Linked DNA regions of Mus musculus: region 2 is linked to region 1. A link is a loop called in an ENCODE intact Hi-C map of the cell type or tissue named here. Cell type or tissue: left cerebral cortex. All regions are shown on one strand.

Region 1 (8,000 bases):
CAGAAATAAATAATACCTCCAGGGCTGAAATCAAGTTGGTATCCGTACCTGAAACCCAGAAAGAATGATGTCTTGGGCTTCAGAAATGTGGCACCTTTTGTCAGGAAATAATCCAGAGGGCTACTATGTTTCTAAATGTACCAACATACTATATATAGTTTACAAGAAAATATGGACACACCAACGGGCTAGGTTGGTGTCTCTGGCCTTCAGTCACAGCTACATGGGAAACTGAGGCAGGTGTATCACAAGTTCGAAGAACCTGCTTGAGATGTAAAACAAGTTCAAAACAAATCTGGGCAAGTTAGTAAAAATCTTTCTCAGAATTAGAAAAAATAAACTAAGGAGATTTGGAGAAAATATAGTTCAGCATCAAAACATTTGCTTGGTGGTTCAGCCCTCAAACCAGATAAAAAAGAGAAGGAAGGAAGAAAAGAAGTAAAGAAGGAAGGAAGGGAGGAAGGAAGGAAGGAAAGAAGAAAGGGAAAAAAGGAAGGAACACAAAGGAAGGAAGAAAAGAAGGAAGAATGGAAGAAAGCAAGGGAGGAAGGAAGGGAAGAAGGAAGTCAATCAGAGCATCTAGAGTTTGTGGATGGGGTGTGGTGATTACAATTGAGTACTTCCTTGGAAGTCCTGTGCAGTGGACATCTGTGTTTAGGTTCCACCTTTGTAGCTGTCTCCTCTCTTCTTCCATAACACTTCTTACAACTTTAACAGACCGTATTTAGCACAAACAACATAACCATCCATGTGGATGGTTGAAATCAGCACTTTTCCATAGAGGAAATGATAGGAGAGTCGGTTTGGCTCACTGGTTATTTGGTCATCCCTAGAAATGGCTAGACTGTGGTATCTGCACACCATTAGGGCTCAGAGTTCAGTATCTTATCCTTTGGGAAGCTCTGACCTGAAACATTGTGTGGTATGCACTATCCTCCATAAGTATATTGATTGGGACACAGTGTCTGAAGAAGGCTTACAATCTTATTATCTGTGCTTTAATAAGTGTTGCTTTCTTACTATTTGTGTTTTCACTGTCTTCATCTCTTACAATTTGTGCTTTAATAAGCACTGGATTTTTACTCTGTAACTCTCTTACTTTTTGTGATTTGATAAGTGTTGGTTTCCTTACTCTCCTATTCAAGAACCTCTTCTTGGCCAGACAAGAGGCTTGGAACTCATCAACTCTTCCTGTCTCATCAACTCCACAAGCGATCATGTGTATACAGATCATATATTTGCACATTTATGTATACAAATAGACACATCCATATATACATTTGGGGCATCAGGCAGAGCCCTGCAAACCACACACATACATTTGGTGGGTGGATGAGGCAGAGCCCCAGATGCCACACATTATTCCCTTTCTCTGGCTTTCTTATACCCTCTCAGACAAGAGTTCTTAGAAAATTACCTCACAGAGATAAAAATGTTACACAAAGGGCAGTTACAGAAGGGTGTTGATTATTAAGTTCAAAGTAATTTCATTCTACAAGCTCATTATAAGTTCAAAGCAACAGTTTCACATGGCCTTGCTTTATCACAGTGCACACCTGCAGCTTTATCCTTGGATCTGACCTTAAATGGATGTTTTTCCTTGATCACAAATCTGTCCCAAACCTATTTCTACTTTTATTGTAATCAAGAAAGCTCATTGTATTTTTTATAGTGCAGCCTTCACTTATTGTTCTATGAGGAGTAAGCACATTCTATTCTTGATTCTAAGTTTACTACATCTTTTTGCCAAAACAACTAACACCAGCTCTTAAAACATTCTTCCTAAAATTATTTGAATTAAACCAGGAATTCTATAAAATCATTAATTCATCTAAACTGCATTAATTCACGAATGCTCATCTTTATGTTGATCTGCAGAAAATCTGCCCAATAGTGTGGACTCATGCCTAGCCATAATTAGATTATGTTAGAATGATAGGAAAAGGCATGTCAGCTACAAGAAGCAATCCTGAGATGAAGTCTCTTGGGATCTTGCCTCTCAGAGGTTACCCATCATAGGCCATGCAAAAATGGTGGGCCACCTCCCAAAGAGTCACCTTCTAGCCTTAGCCTCCCCTACATAGCTCCTAACAATATATGTTATTCAAATATTCTTTAGATAGAAAAGCCTGTGTATAAAAAATTTCTCTGAGCACTTAATTAACTACCTGGAGGTACTTTTAAGAATATGACGGATGTCACAAGGCAAAGGAAAAACTCTTTTATTGCGTTTTCTTAATCTGTTTGAAAATTGCCTGCAGCTTTCGATATGTGCAAAAAGATCTTGGCAGTTAGCAATCAAATAATTTTACTAATGTTCAAATTGCTGTTTGAAATATATGTTACAACATGCTGAATATCTTAGGATGTGCAATGTTAAGTTGAAGGGACTACAAATGTGGCCCATCTTTCCTAGTTTTCTCTCAGTTTTCTGAGCAGATGGCTAGCACACTATCATCCAATGACTACTAGGGCATTAGAGACAGTCATAGTGTGAGCAGCACGGAGAGAACAATATAGCATGAGATACTTCGGTTCTCACTGCTCTTTTGGATGGCTGCTTTCATAAGCAGACATTCAGAGCTTGCTTGCTTTGCTGAGCACTGGGTTGCCGAAACTTTGGACAGATGTAAGGAGAAGTGCCTGCAAATTACTGCACACTTTAATTAATGCTCCATCAGAAAGCATGCCGCGGTCTGTGTCTCAACAGTCATTCTCAGTTAAAGTGTCTATGATCAATAAATACCAAACAATGAAAGAAAGGTTATCGATCATGGCTTACTGCATCAGAAAACTAGGAAATTACTTGTGGATGTATTTCCTGCCACCTGGAGCCATTTCAAAATGGGATAAATGTCATCTATTGTAGACAGGTAACTTTAAGAAATCCATTGGTCTTAAAAGTATTTACCACACGGAACATTTTCCCCTGCTCCCTGATGAGCCTGTCATTCTCCCAAATCATGCAGTTCATTACATTCAGATTATATCTACATGCTCGTAATTCTAAGTGGCTCCAAATGTCTCTCTTCTGCCTCGAGTTCTCTTTTAAAAGCCACCAAGAATCTTGTGCACACAATCTAAATTCTTCACTCCTGTCTAGCGTTTCATTCATTCAAGGTGTGAGTGGGCAACTAATGATGTCTTTCTGTTTGCTAAGTCTTTCTCCATGCTTTCCAGAGCTTTTTGCTACATTATTTCGATGGAGACCTACCCCACTCCCCTTTCCAGTCCTATAGCCATAGACCTTGCACGGGATCCTATTGTGAATTATAGAAACTGCCAGATGACAGAAAAAAAGGTCATAACTTCCTCAGGACATAGAAGATGTGAGGACTCCAACCTTTCTCTCCTCAACCACGCAGAAGATGGCGAGCTAAGGAAAATGCATTGCTTTAATATTTTTATGAGTCTCTGCAGAATCTCATGCTGAAGAATTTGCCACCTACATCCACTTGCTCAGGCTGCTATGCATAAATCAGTTTTCTTCCCACCTCCCCTTGTGAAAATGGGGCCTAAAAAAACACCACAAGTCTCTGCTCCTTCAAAGGACAGAAGTTGCTCATGCATCCTGTTCTCTCAGAATGTTAGCACCAGGATGAAACAGCTGCAAACACGTATTATATCTCCTTTAATAAGTGACAGTGGAGGGCTCTCTGCTCCCTTCTGCCTGAATCCACTACACAGAACACCAGAACACTGAGAGAGAGAGAGAGAGAGAGAGAGAGAGAGAGAGAGAGAGAGAGAGAGAGAGAGAGAGAGAGAGTTTTACATACGTTGAATTTATAAGATTAAAATTAATCCAAAGTCAGGAAGGAATGAAGGAGTTGAAGTGGTTTGCAACCCTATAGGAAGAACAACAATATCAACCAACCAGACCCCCACCCCCACCGCAGAACTCCCAGGGACTAAGCCATTGTCTTAGTTAGAGTTTTACTGCTGTGAACAGACACCATGACCAAGGCAAATCTTATAAAAACAATATTTAATCGGGGCTGGCTTACAGGTTCAGAGGTTCAGTCCATTATCTTCAAGGTGGGAGAATGGCAGTATCCAGGCAGGCATGGTGCAGGCATAGCTGAAAGTTCTAGTCTTCATCCAAAGGCTGCTAGTGGAAGACTGACTTCCAGGCAACTGGGGTGAGAGTCTTAAGCCCACACCCACAGTGACACACCTACTCTAACCAGGTCACACCTATTCCAACAAGGCCACAGGTCTAAATGGTGCCACTCCCTGGTCCAAGAATATACAAACCATCACAGCCATCAACCAAGGAGAACACATGGCTACATATGTAGTAGAGGATGGCCTTGTTATGCATCAATGGGAGGAGAGGTCTTTGGTCCTATGAAGACTCGATAGATGCACCAGTGTAGGGGAATCGAGAGTGGTGGTTGGGTGGAGGAACACCCTCATAGAAGCAGAGGGAGGGAGGATGGGATTGGGAGTTTGTGCGGGCTGGGGGGGGATTGGAAAAGGGGCTGGGGGGCATTGGAAAAGGGGATAACATTTGAAATTTAAATAAAGAAAAGAAAATATCCAATAAAAAAAGAAATTAAAATATGTCAGAAAGGTGAACTGTATAAGGGGTTGGGGAAGGGGAAGGGAAGCTGCAGGAAAGCAAAAGAAAACAAGGCATGGTGGCAGTGAGGGACAGAAGCAGAGGGAGGGAAAGGAGAAAAGAAAATACAGATTAGTCTCTAGAGGTTAGAGCATGAGATCAGTTAAGGAAGAGTCAGGAGGAGGAAAGCCATTGCGTCTTTCATTCCAATCCAAGTGTAGATATCCACGCACCGAAAGTCAGTGTGACTTCCGTGGCAACCCCCTTGGATATTCACCACATGAAGGATACGGCATCGATGCCTTAATGACCCCAGTGAGGACCACTCTCATGAATCTGCGCTGGACCCTGCTGCTTGCCACTATGACATTAAGCTGCTTAGACATAAGGAAAAAAGATATGGTGCACCGTTTACAATTGAGAAACGGTTGGTTTTCCTGTCCATGTCTTCTTTCGGGAGCAATGCGATCTCAATAAAATGTTTGCAATTGAAAATTATTTATTGGTTTGCTGTGATTATGTATAATTACCATTCGCAGTTGTTATATTGATACGTGTTACAAAATGCTGTTTTTCAGTTTATATATACAGTTATATGCTCATTTAATGCTTTTGTTATTATAAAAGCTCCATTAGAAATTCTGTTCTTCTTAAACTACTTTAAACAATGGGGCTGTATATTTTTATTTTTTTTAGTTGATTGTTATGTGTTATTTTTCTCTTATAGACCTAGGGATTGAATCCAGGGCTTAGTGTGTGCTGGGTAAGTGGCCTGCTGCAGAGCCTCATACCCAGGTATGGTACCTTCTTGAAGTTTCAGACAACTTGAATGAATGGTGATTTTGTCTCTTATTCTATTTTCTCTCTAACAGTCCTTGGTGAGGAATTTGATACAGATAATGACTAGACAAGACTTTTTATGTTCTTTTGCTTTCTCTGCTTTTATAACACCAATCTCTAGTTAGTATATACATAAGTAAGAGGAATAATTCATAAGTGGACGGCAACACTAAAGGATGGTATTTTATACAATTTTTTTTCTCCCAGAACCAATCCAAACGAAACAAAACAAAAAGCCCCACTGAACTCAGGGTGAAGAGCTCTAAAATGTACTTAGAAAGCTTTCTACGTGTCAGTCCCACTTCTCTCATGATTTAAGGCATATCTGCCATCACAGTCCCTCAGACATTTAAAAGTAGAAATTACAGTTAGACAGTATCCCATTTCATAGACCAGGAACCCACCACGGGCACCGATGAAAATAATTCTTATGACAGTTATGTCAGAGACCATGTCAAAGTGGAGTTCTCATCCTGTCCAATTCTGGTCCATCCATGCCTAGGCCCTGAACCCAATTTCAAGTAAACTTTTCAAGTGTCAGTTCTGGGCCAAGACTACACACAATCCCATTCATTCATTTCCCCTGATTTACTGTCAGGAAAACTCCAGGGCATCACTTCTGTCATTCATAATTTAGAGGAGACAGGCCCAGTAACGCGATTGAGGAATCTTGGTGAGTGGCAGAACTGGGATGTGGAAAGGGGTCTTTTGATCCTCTATACCCTACTAATCATTACAGGGAAATGTTTGGTGTAGCACAGTGTTTAAGTTCTTCCACACAACACTGATACACATGGTTTCCATATCCTTATTCATTTATCTGTGTCAAGGCATGTGGATTGCATACATGATCAAAAATAAGAAAGGCTACATCGGAGCCTGGAGGGGCTAGTGGTGAACATGGATGTCAGAAAGTTCTCAGTGAAGATGAGAGAACATTCTAGATGCCATTATGTATTCATATGTGTGCCTGTACTATAGCATCTCATTGCATAGTTAACTAATATTTGTTCCTATGTTCTTTTATATTCCTATTCCTAGGGACAGACCCATGAACCATAAAGACTGTTGATTATCTACTTTGCTTCTTTTGACAGTGACTAGGGTAGAGGTATAAATCTAATGAAAATGCGCATTCTATTAACCTTTGATTAAAACAAAAAATCTGATGGTCATTTTGTCAGTAGTGTAGAAATTGTTAAAACATATATTATTCCTACTTCATTTATTTAGGTATGGAGATTCTTATCTAAGTTTCTCTGCATATGCATGTACTTTCAAATATACACGAGAACAGGGTATGTGACTGAGGCCTGTAATTCTGAAACTTGGGAAACAGAGGCAGGACTATTAGGAGTTCAAGACCAACCTGGACTATATAGCAAAAATTAATGCCATCCTGTGCTACATGACACTCTGCTTCAAAATAAACAACACAAGGGCTGGGGAGATTTCTCAGTGATAAAAACTCTTGGGTATAATGGCTTGCCTGTAATTCTAGTTTGGAAAGCCAGAGACAGAGGTTCTGCTGAGCAAGTTAGCTAAGCAAGCTACGGGTTCAGTTAAGAGGTCCCTTCTTTTTTTTTTTTTTTCTTTTTTCTTTTTTTTTATTACGTATTTTCTTCAATTACATTTCCAATGCTATCCCAAAAGTCCCCCACACCCTCCCCCCCACTCCCCTACCCACCCATTCCCATTTTTTGGCCCTTGTGTTCCCCTGTACTGGGGCATATAAAGTTTGCCTGACCAATGGGCCTCTCTTTCCATTGATGGCCGACTAGGCCATCTTTTGATACATATGCAGCTAGAGTCAAGAGCTCTGGGGTACTGGTTATTTCATATTGTTGTTCCACCTATAGGGTTGCAGATCCCTTTATCTCCTTGGATACTTTCTCTAGCTCCTCCATTGGGGGCCCTGTGATCCATCCAATAGCTGACTGTGAGCATCCACTTCTGTGTTTGCTAGGCCCCGGCCTAGTCTCACAAGGGACAGCTATATTACGGTCCTTGCAACAAAGGCTTGCTAGTGTATGCAATGGTGTCATCGCTTGGAGGCTAATTATGGGATGGATCCCTGGATATGGCAGTCTCTAGATGGACCATCCTTTTGTCTCAGCTCCAAACTTTGTCTCTGTAACTCCTTCCATGGGTGATTGTTTCCAATTCTAAGAATGAGCAAAGTGTCCACACTTTGGTCTTCGTTCTTCTTCAGTTTCATATGTTTTACATATTGTACCTTATATCTCGCTATACTAAGTTTCTGGGTTAATATCCACTTATCAGTGAGTACATTTCATTTGAGTTCTTAGAGGTCCCTTCTTAATGAGTAAGGTGGGAGAGTGATCATTATTAAAAGACGGTTGCCAGCATCAACCTCAAATGCCTCCACATGCGCACAGGTACATAAGCATGTACCTGTACGCATGTCCACTCACATGCAAAAGGATGCATAAAGACAGGCCCACAAGGAAAAGAGAAATAAACACACAAACAACAATCAGAAACAAAAATGAAAATAATCTGAATAAATTAAAATTATACTTTCTGTAGCGTATATTTCTATATAAGCACATTATAGATTCTTATTTTAGAAAAGATC
Region 2 (8,000 bases), 63 kb after region 1:
AATAAATTGGCCAAAGAATGCCAAGAATTATAAAAATATTCATGCATAGATTTAAGAATCCTATTTTTGTACAGTTACTTTAATATAGAAACCAAATGAAAGTCAGAAAATCCTAATTAAAAATGTCCATTTCAGACACTGATTTTAATATAGAAAGAAAATGAAATATCACTCACTAGAGAGGACAGTAAATAAATTATGCTAGCAGAACTGGAGTGTTGGCATGTACTTGTCATCTCAGCAACTAGGGAAACTGAGGCAAGAAGATTACTAACGGCCAGAAGTTTTACACTAGCCTGGGTAATACAGCAAGAACTCTTTCTCATAATTTAAGAGACAGGAACCTGATAGGATGTTTTGTTGCAAAGGAAAAATGCATAACCATGAGGATAATTATGACAATGGAGAATATTTTCTATAATTAAGCTGTAAAAGTCAAAAAAGAATTTCTACATAGCAATATAAGTCCAATTACATAAATACATAAATAAACACATGTAGATACACACAAGTTATAAAACAAACAATAGGTTTGGAAGGATGGTAGAATTATGTGTTTCTGTGCATATTTTCCAGATATACAATATTTTTATGCATTTTATAAAATCACTACCATTTTAATGAATTTACATCTCCCATTTCAAATAACTTTCCCCTCTGCAAGAAAATTTTAACAAGTCATTATTCACATATCCCTCCCGGAGTTTGTATGTGTTCCTGTATCAATCTTATTATTGAACTTGTAATCATTTAATGAGCTGTGAAATGATTTGGTCCTAGACTTTAGACATTAGCAGTAGACAGACAGCACAACTGACCCTGTGTTGTTACTAATATTCTGAGAATATATATTCACTCTCTCCTGATAACAAGCAACAGTAATTGTCACTTGTGCATCTTCTAAGTTCATATGAATGTCTCCAGTGAGCCCTCATCAGCTATTTTTAAATGGGCATTTCCACTTAGAAGCACCACTGACTTTACTGTCTGAGCTTTTTGTCTGTTAGCAGAGAAAGTAAATACACCCATGAAAGCAAAAATTAACTTCAAACACACCAATTCCCAAACTCTGCTATTAGAGAGGACACAACAAGTTTTCCTGAGTCAGATGGAGAGCACCCCTTTCCTCACTCCAGGCAGTGTTCTTCATGGCTCAGAGAAGTTCACTGGCAACACAACTTATTTTGTTATGTAGAAGAAGATGAGGAAAAGAGCCTTGCCCCATGTCCAAGCTCGCCCAAGGAAGCACATGGTAATCTCCTTTGCTAGAGATTTAGTTCAATATGGTGAGCTAATTAGGGGAGGGGGCAGAGGAGGAGGGGAGGGAGAGGATGTAAGTCTGAAGAAGCAATAGGCATTTCCAGCATGGGACTTCTGGCGATTTGGTTCCTTAGAGGCAATCCTGACCTTGCTCTCCCAAGGCTGCTATCTGGCCCTGAGGGAGGCATCTCTGTCTCCTAGGAAGCTAAGGATGTTGTGTGTAATGCCCCTTGCAGGCAGGTGTACCCAGTGAAATGCACATTAGCTTTCTTCTCATTTCTTCTTCCAGGACTTATCACATATGGGTCTGTCCTTTAGAAGTTATTGGGCAGTCGCTGTGGTTATTTAACTTGTAGTTTTAGGGGCTTTCTTGTAGATAAAATGATAAGTTATAAAGAGGTGACAAATTCAAGTTTGGGAACCGTGGTTATTTAGTTATGGTTTGTTTTCCTATTGCCACCTTTTAAGAGGCTTGGGGTGAGATTTGAAAATGAATCCACATTGAATTTGGGAACCCTCAGCTACTCAGAGAGAAGTGCTTCAGGAAGGATTAAAGAGTGAAGGATGAAAATCGTAAACATAAAAATAAACTGAACACACTAAGACTAATAAATAAATGTACATTACACACCTAAAGAAATGGTGAAAGCTATTCCTTACTGTTTGTGCTTACCAGACTAAGGAATATCCTGCTATTTGGAAATTATAACTTAATTTCTGCTTTGGGAAAAATAACTAAGGACAATATAACATTAGCCCTTAGATCAAAATCATAGTTGGTATAGCAGGCATGTTTCTCATGTTAGTCTTAACATGCTTTCCCCAACTCAGAGGACCACTTCTGTCACCTCCATTGTCTCTAACTCTCTCATTCTTTACATGCTTATTTATTCAACATGTGCTAGTGTCATGCATTGACACTGGGTCTGGAATTTCTATAAGAGGTCAAAGGAAACAAGACCTGGAGGAATTGCATGCTCCAATGAAAATAAGACAGCGATTTAATAGCATCTGACTGGGGGCCCTGACCAGACTAGGTGGTTTAAAAAAGTATCTTCGAGGGGATGGCATACAAGGTGAGTGATTACTGACAAGATGCCATTTGATTTGGGAGTCACTGTAAGACAGCATTCCAAGTGCAATTACCGATTAAGGCTCTAAGAAGGGACATGAATTGGAAGCATTTGAGGAACAGGATATAGGTGAGGTGGGTGGAGAGCAAGGGGAAGATAAGTCAAAGGTGACTTTAATGAGGGACACAAGGACCACATCACACAGGGCACTGTATTCAGGGCTAGTCACCTGGATATTATTCTAAATCCTGTGGGAAACACTGGTATGCTCTGTACAGGTCTGTTAAAAGAGATCGTTGTCCTTAGAGACAAGATGAAGTGAGGAGCAGGCTGAGGCTATTGACATAAGTCAAAAGATGCTGCAGCCTGGACCAGAGAGGCAGATTCGGATGGAGGTGCGGTTATCAGGAGTTGGCTGGCTGATTTGCTTGGGTGTGGAATAAAGGAGAAAGACAAGAAGAAACAATGATCATGTTCATTTAAAATGTCAACAAAAAGACACTTCAAATTCCCAAAACAAATGGAAACCAGCCATGCACTTGAAACTCCAGTGAAGGCTACATTGTTTTTACATGTTACTTCTGTAGCCAACTGCTCAGACTTGTCCATGAGAAGAAGCCCCAGATAAGACTCCAAGAAACACAGCATGCCCCAGGAGGCAGGCAGAGTGACCTCTTCACAGAAACTTCCTCAGCCCAGTTACTCTCTCACTGGTAGATTTAGAGCTTAGGCAGGAATTTGACCTCTTAAAAGCTGTGCTTTCTTCATCTTAAAAAAAAAAATCGAATTCAACTTTCCCTTGGGCTCTTTCTAATCAGAAATTTCACTGTCTTAATACCCTAGTGGGTCTATTCTAGGAATCTAAGTATCTAAGCCATAAACTGTAAGCAAGTTGAACTCATTAAAGAACACAATGCAAGTTGAGTTATTTTTCTGTTTCATTAGTAAAATTACTAGCAAGTAATGTTCGTTTTGTTTGAACACCAAGTCTACTTTTAGTACCTGGGGGAGAGGCAGCCTATTTTCTTTAGAATATATAAACCCTCTTTAGCAGATTTCCCTTTATTATAATAAATATATTTTTGCTGCCATAGCTGGTTCATAGAATCAACTCTCCTTAATAGAAAACACATTACATATATAACATGCTGCTATAGGGCTGAGGGTAGCTCCTGGCATGGGTGTCCTTTTGTTTCTTAAGCACATATTAGATATGTATTATATTTAATACATACACACATATTATGTATGCAAAAATATACATGCATGCATATTTTATGGTTATATGTTGTGCTGTGATGAGAAGTTTTGCATATCACCTTATTTAATCAGAGAAATGGTGGACACATATTTTTCCTTCCCTAAGTGAGCTAACTGGATCTTAGCATATTACAGAGCTAGGATGGCAGCTGAAGTCTGCTGGACTCCTGAGCCAGGTTGGTATCCTAGGAAATGAAGGAAACATACTTGCTTCTTGCTGTGAGGCTTAACTAAGTTGATATGATATGTGAAAATCACTTCCCACCACATAGCGTGTGGCCGCCAGCTGCTCTGTGAAGCATCCTGATGTCAGAGATCCCCCGTGCCTTTGGTGCTATTTGAGGCTGTGGCTTTCTCTAAAATTTGAAAATTATTCATACTTTTGCCCTACTCGAATTTTTTTTTTTTATCAGAACGGAATACATCGAACTGTACAAATATTAACACGGTTTCGGCATACTCAAAAGCAACACTACTCCCAGAGCCCTAAGGCTCTGTTAGAAATAAGGCTTATCCCACCACACCTGTGGCTGTTTGTCTATTGTGTGAGCCAAGCTTCCCGCCTCCCTCTTTCTCACCTCATCCAGGATTCAACAGAAGTCCACAGGGAGCAAAACTCAGAATGTGTAATCTGGTTATTCGTTTTTTAATTTTCCTTGGAAAGACTGAAGCTTTCCTGTAGACTCTGGATGGCACCTGGTTTGTTATTCTCCCTGCCTTTGGCAATGCGCGGCTCTCCTGCTGAGGCTGGCTTCCACATGGACTGCATGGACGCCCTTTTATTTTGTTTCTTAAGCACACATTACCAGGTTTGCCCTTTGCTGTTTTGATTAGGAGCAACCTCTATTTTTTGGACTACAGGATCGGAAAAAAAAAAAAAAAGCAGGGGAGAGATCGATGGCTGGAGTGAAAAAATGGCAAAAATGGTAATAGAAGAAGTTTGTCCCAATGTCTCAAGCCCCTGAATGTACAAGATTCTCCAAAATCACAGTTACATAAATAATTTTCTTTATGTACATATAACTGATGGGGAAACTCCCTTTTCCACCTTCATTGGAGGATGGAGGAAGGTGGTGGGATTTTTCATACTGGTCTGGGGATAAATGTCCCTCTCTCTCTTGTAGATCTCAGTGAGGGAGGAAAGCATGCAAAGCAAAGGACAGCAATGGGTATTCCCTTTGCAAGGCTAGGGCTGCAGCAACAATGGCCTACCTCACTTGCTCCAGAGCTGTGGGTGGTGGGAAGTGGCTTACCTGGGTTAGTAGCACTGTCATCCACCAGAGCAGCTAAGGGCAACTTTGTGTTGTCCTTGTTAGATATATTTGTTCTGTCTCCTCACTAATTTCATAAACTCTGGCTCTGGGCTGTGTCTTTTATTGTATTTGCTTTGACCGGATTGGCTACAATGTAGCAACAGAGGAAAAGGAAGCAGTTACATCTTAGTGAGGTGTAGTGGAGAGCAAGGACAGAGTGGGAGATGCTGAGAAAATTCATTAATGTAACAAATTCTGAAAAGGGAGCTATCCTGTCCCCCAAAGTAATGTCTGAAGCAAGTACAGAAAATGAAAAATCCACCCCATACTTGACCGTTGGACAAGGTTCACAGATAGTTCAGGGGATCAAAAGAATCTCTCCATATCATTAACCAATTTTAATCTTACTTCACAACAAATATAAAACAGAATTGATTTTAGTTGTTGCGGGAGGAGAAGACTGTTTCCACAAACATGTCCACACGCTAAACTCCAGGACACGTAGTTAAGTTTAGGGTCTATGTCAAGGGAGATTAAATGTCATGCATGGCAGGGTTCCTGCTGCTAATCATGTGGCCTTCAATGCTCCCTCTCTTACATGAAGGAGGGAAATGAAGTAGCAAAGTAGAAAGTGATGTACGGGATGCCCCGTGCCATCTCCCTGGTTTTCAAAGGCACAAGTCAAGCAGTGTGGGCTGCCTCTAGAAGACAGCAAAGGCCAGAAACTGAGTGCCCTGACACATACTGCAGGAAGGAATTCGTCATCATTTTAGTCCAGTGAGACTCATGCTGGCCTTGTAGAATTTGGTACATTAAAACTATCAAAAACTGTAAGCAACCGACCACTATCGGAAGTTAAAGTATATAATGTATCCTTCACCTACTGCTGCATATTAAACCATCTCAAAATGTAGTGGTCTAAACATCAAAAATCTCTGTCCTGTTTGTGAATCTGGAATCTGGCAATGCTGAATAGAGAGCCCTTTGACAAAGTTCCATGCACCATCAGCTTAGGTGTTTCCTTGGGGACATGGGGAGTCTCCTTTCAAGAGGGATTAGTCCCATGCCTGAGAAGTGTGTACTATGTGCCGGAAGGGAGATCAGCTAGGAGCTCTGCTGGCTTGTAGGCTTAGAAATTTACTGTTTCCACACTTCTTTCCATGGGCTATTTGTACTTCCTCATAGTAACAAAGACTCATAGTAAGATCAAAACAAGGAAACAAGGGGAAATAGCAAGGCAGAAGTACATGACTTTGTTATGATAAAGGTTGGGAAATGCAGACATATTCTCCTGCAGATTTTTTTAGTTCAGATATTGACAAATCACATATCCTACAGTGATTCCTTAAAATGAAAATGGAACTAAGAAATTCCTAACACAGTATAACAGTATAAAGAGATGATTGACACACAGATCCATCTACCTAAATGATTCATTGGTTTATATTTGATTTTATAATGTTCTATCAATCTATAGTAAGACCCTTCACCTTAGAAAGTATACTGCAAAGCACGAAGCTCAGTCATTCTGGCAGCAGACTCAAACATTTCATCATTATTCTGTCTCCTGATTGCCTCATTTTCTCTTGTATGTGATTTAATCTCATGGTGTTTGCTTCACTGTGAACCTTAAATATAAATTACCCATTGCTAATCTTTCCAGGAAGAGACTGTGGTTGTTTGAATATGTTTGGCCCAGAGAATGAGTGGTAATGTTAGGAGGTATGGCATGTTGGAGTAGGTGTGGCCATGTTAGAGGAAGTGTGTCACTGTGGGGGTGGGCTTTGAGACAATCCTCTTATCTGCCTGGAAGCCAGTCTTCTGTTTGCCTTCAGAACAAAGTGTAGAACTCTAGCTACTCCAGCACCATGTCTGCCTGGACACTGCCCTGCACCCACTATGATGAGGATGGACTGAATCTCAGAACCTGTAAGGCCACCACAATTAAAAGCTGTCCTTTATAAGAGTTGCCTTGGTCATGGTGCTTCTGCACAGGAATGGGAAACCCTAAGTAAGACAGAGACCATGCCAAGTGATTGTCCTGTATATGAAACCAGGAGCAACTAAGATGGTGAACCTGGAAAGTCAGTGTTAGATGTTTCTCTATGTCAGGAATTGCCATTCCACATAACTGTGGTCCCGAAATATGAGAATGGGGTGACAGAAGCTATTAATCTACATTACTGGAGACAATGATTACCCCCCACCCCCCCAAAAAAAACCCCAAAACTGAGGAGGGTGAATGGGAAACACCAGACATATCATCATGGCAGTCACAGCCAAGGAAAACAATTTGTATTCTGTGTGTAAACGCGAGTGTGACTCCACCATGATACACAATGTACCTTTACTTCTGGGTGGCTTGAATGATTCAGTTTTCATTACTTAATGTAACAGTGAGAGTCTATGAATGTGTACTTATTAGGTCAGCTGAAGGTTTTTATTAAATTCGAAGATACACTAATTATGGGAGACCATTTCTGTCTAGAGATACCTGTTCAAAAGTCTTGGGATAGGGGATGAAAGAAGAAAGTACTGAGGGCACCTGCTCCCCCATGGAACAGAACCTGAAGTCCTTCCAGTGAGAGCACACGTGCCGTGGGAGACAGTGATGCTGAGGACCCTGGCTTTATGCAAACTTCTGCTAATGAAGGTATTTGTATCCAAGGTTCTACCAAACATTTGAAGAAGCAATAAAAAAATTTAAAGTAAAGAATACGTGGGTTTTTTAAAACGAAATGCTACTATAAAAGAGCCAAAAAGTGGAACAAAACTACTTTAAAGTAAAATTTAGAATAAGCTAAGGTTAATTTACCAATATGTATATGTATATGTATATGTATATGTATATGTATATGTATAGTCAATTACCAAGGATTTGTCAAATCTACAGTAGTATATAGTAATGTCCTAGGACCCATAGCCTCCCAATCCCTCACTAATACCAAGCAACTTTTATGTATGCTATTTTTTGTACCTGTTACAATGTATTTTTCCTATATCTTTTGTATATAGGCATACAAAATACCACTATGCTATAAGTGTTCACAGTATTGAGAATTGTAATGTACTATGTAGGTTTGTAGCCTAGGAGCAATAGGCTATGACATCTAATTTTGTGTAAGTATGCTGTGTGTTGTTCACACAGTCACAA

The links. A loop is a pair of places that touch in the nucleus more often than their neighbours do. Peaks named below come from ENCODE experiments on the same cell type or tissue, not always from the same donor. Only the 100,000 strongest peaks of a DNase experiment are listed, where the experiment ranks them.
Region 2: a loop joins it to region 1, with 4 times the contacts of the local background. A loop is called at or near these places in 2 of 42 quality-filtered maps.

Annotation. Positions count from the first base shown.
Region 1 is chr2:68,030,378-68,038,377 of GRCm38, reverse strand. All of the region lies in intron 4 of B3galt1 (UDP-Gal:betaGlcNAc beta 1,3-galactosyltransferase, polypeptide 1), which reads right to left. Among named protein-coding and RNA genes, the nearest start is that of Mir6335, 250 kb to the right of the region's middle. In left cerebral cortex, no CTCF peak of the experiment used is centred here; DNase peaks (open chromatin) are centred at 2,685 and 3,478; H3K27ac peaks cover 1,456 bases.
Region 2 is chr2:67,967,603-67,975,602 of GRCm38, reverse strand. All of the region lies in intron 3 of B3galt1 (UDP-Gal:betaGlcNAc beta 1,3-galactosyltransferase, polypeptide 1), which reads right to left. Among named protein-coding and RNA genes, the nearest start is that of Mir6335, 190 kb to the right of the region's middle. In left cerebral cortex, no CTCF peak of the experiment used is centred here; DNase peaks (open chromatin) are centred at 3,864 and 4,147; H3K27ac peaks cover 734 bases.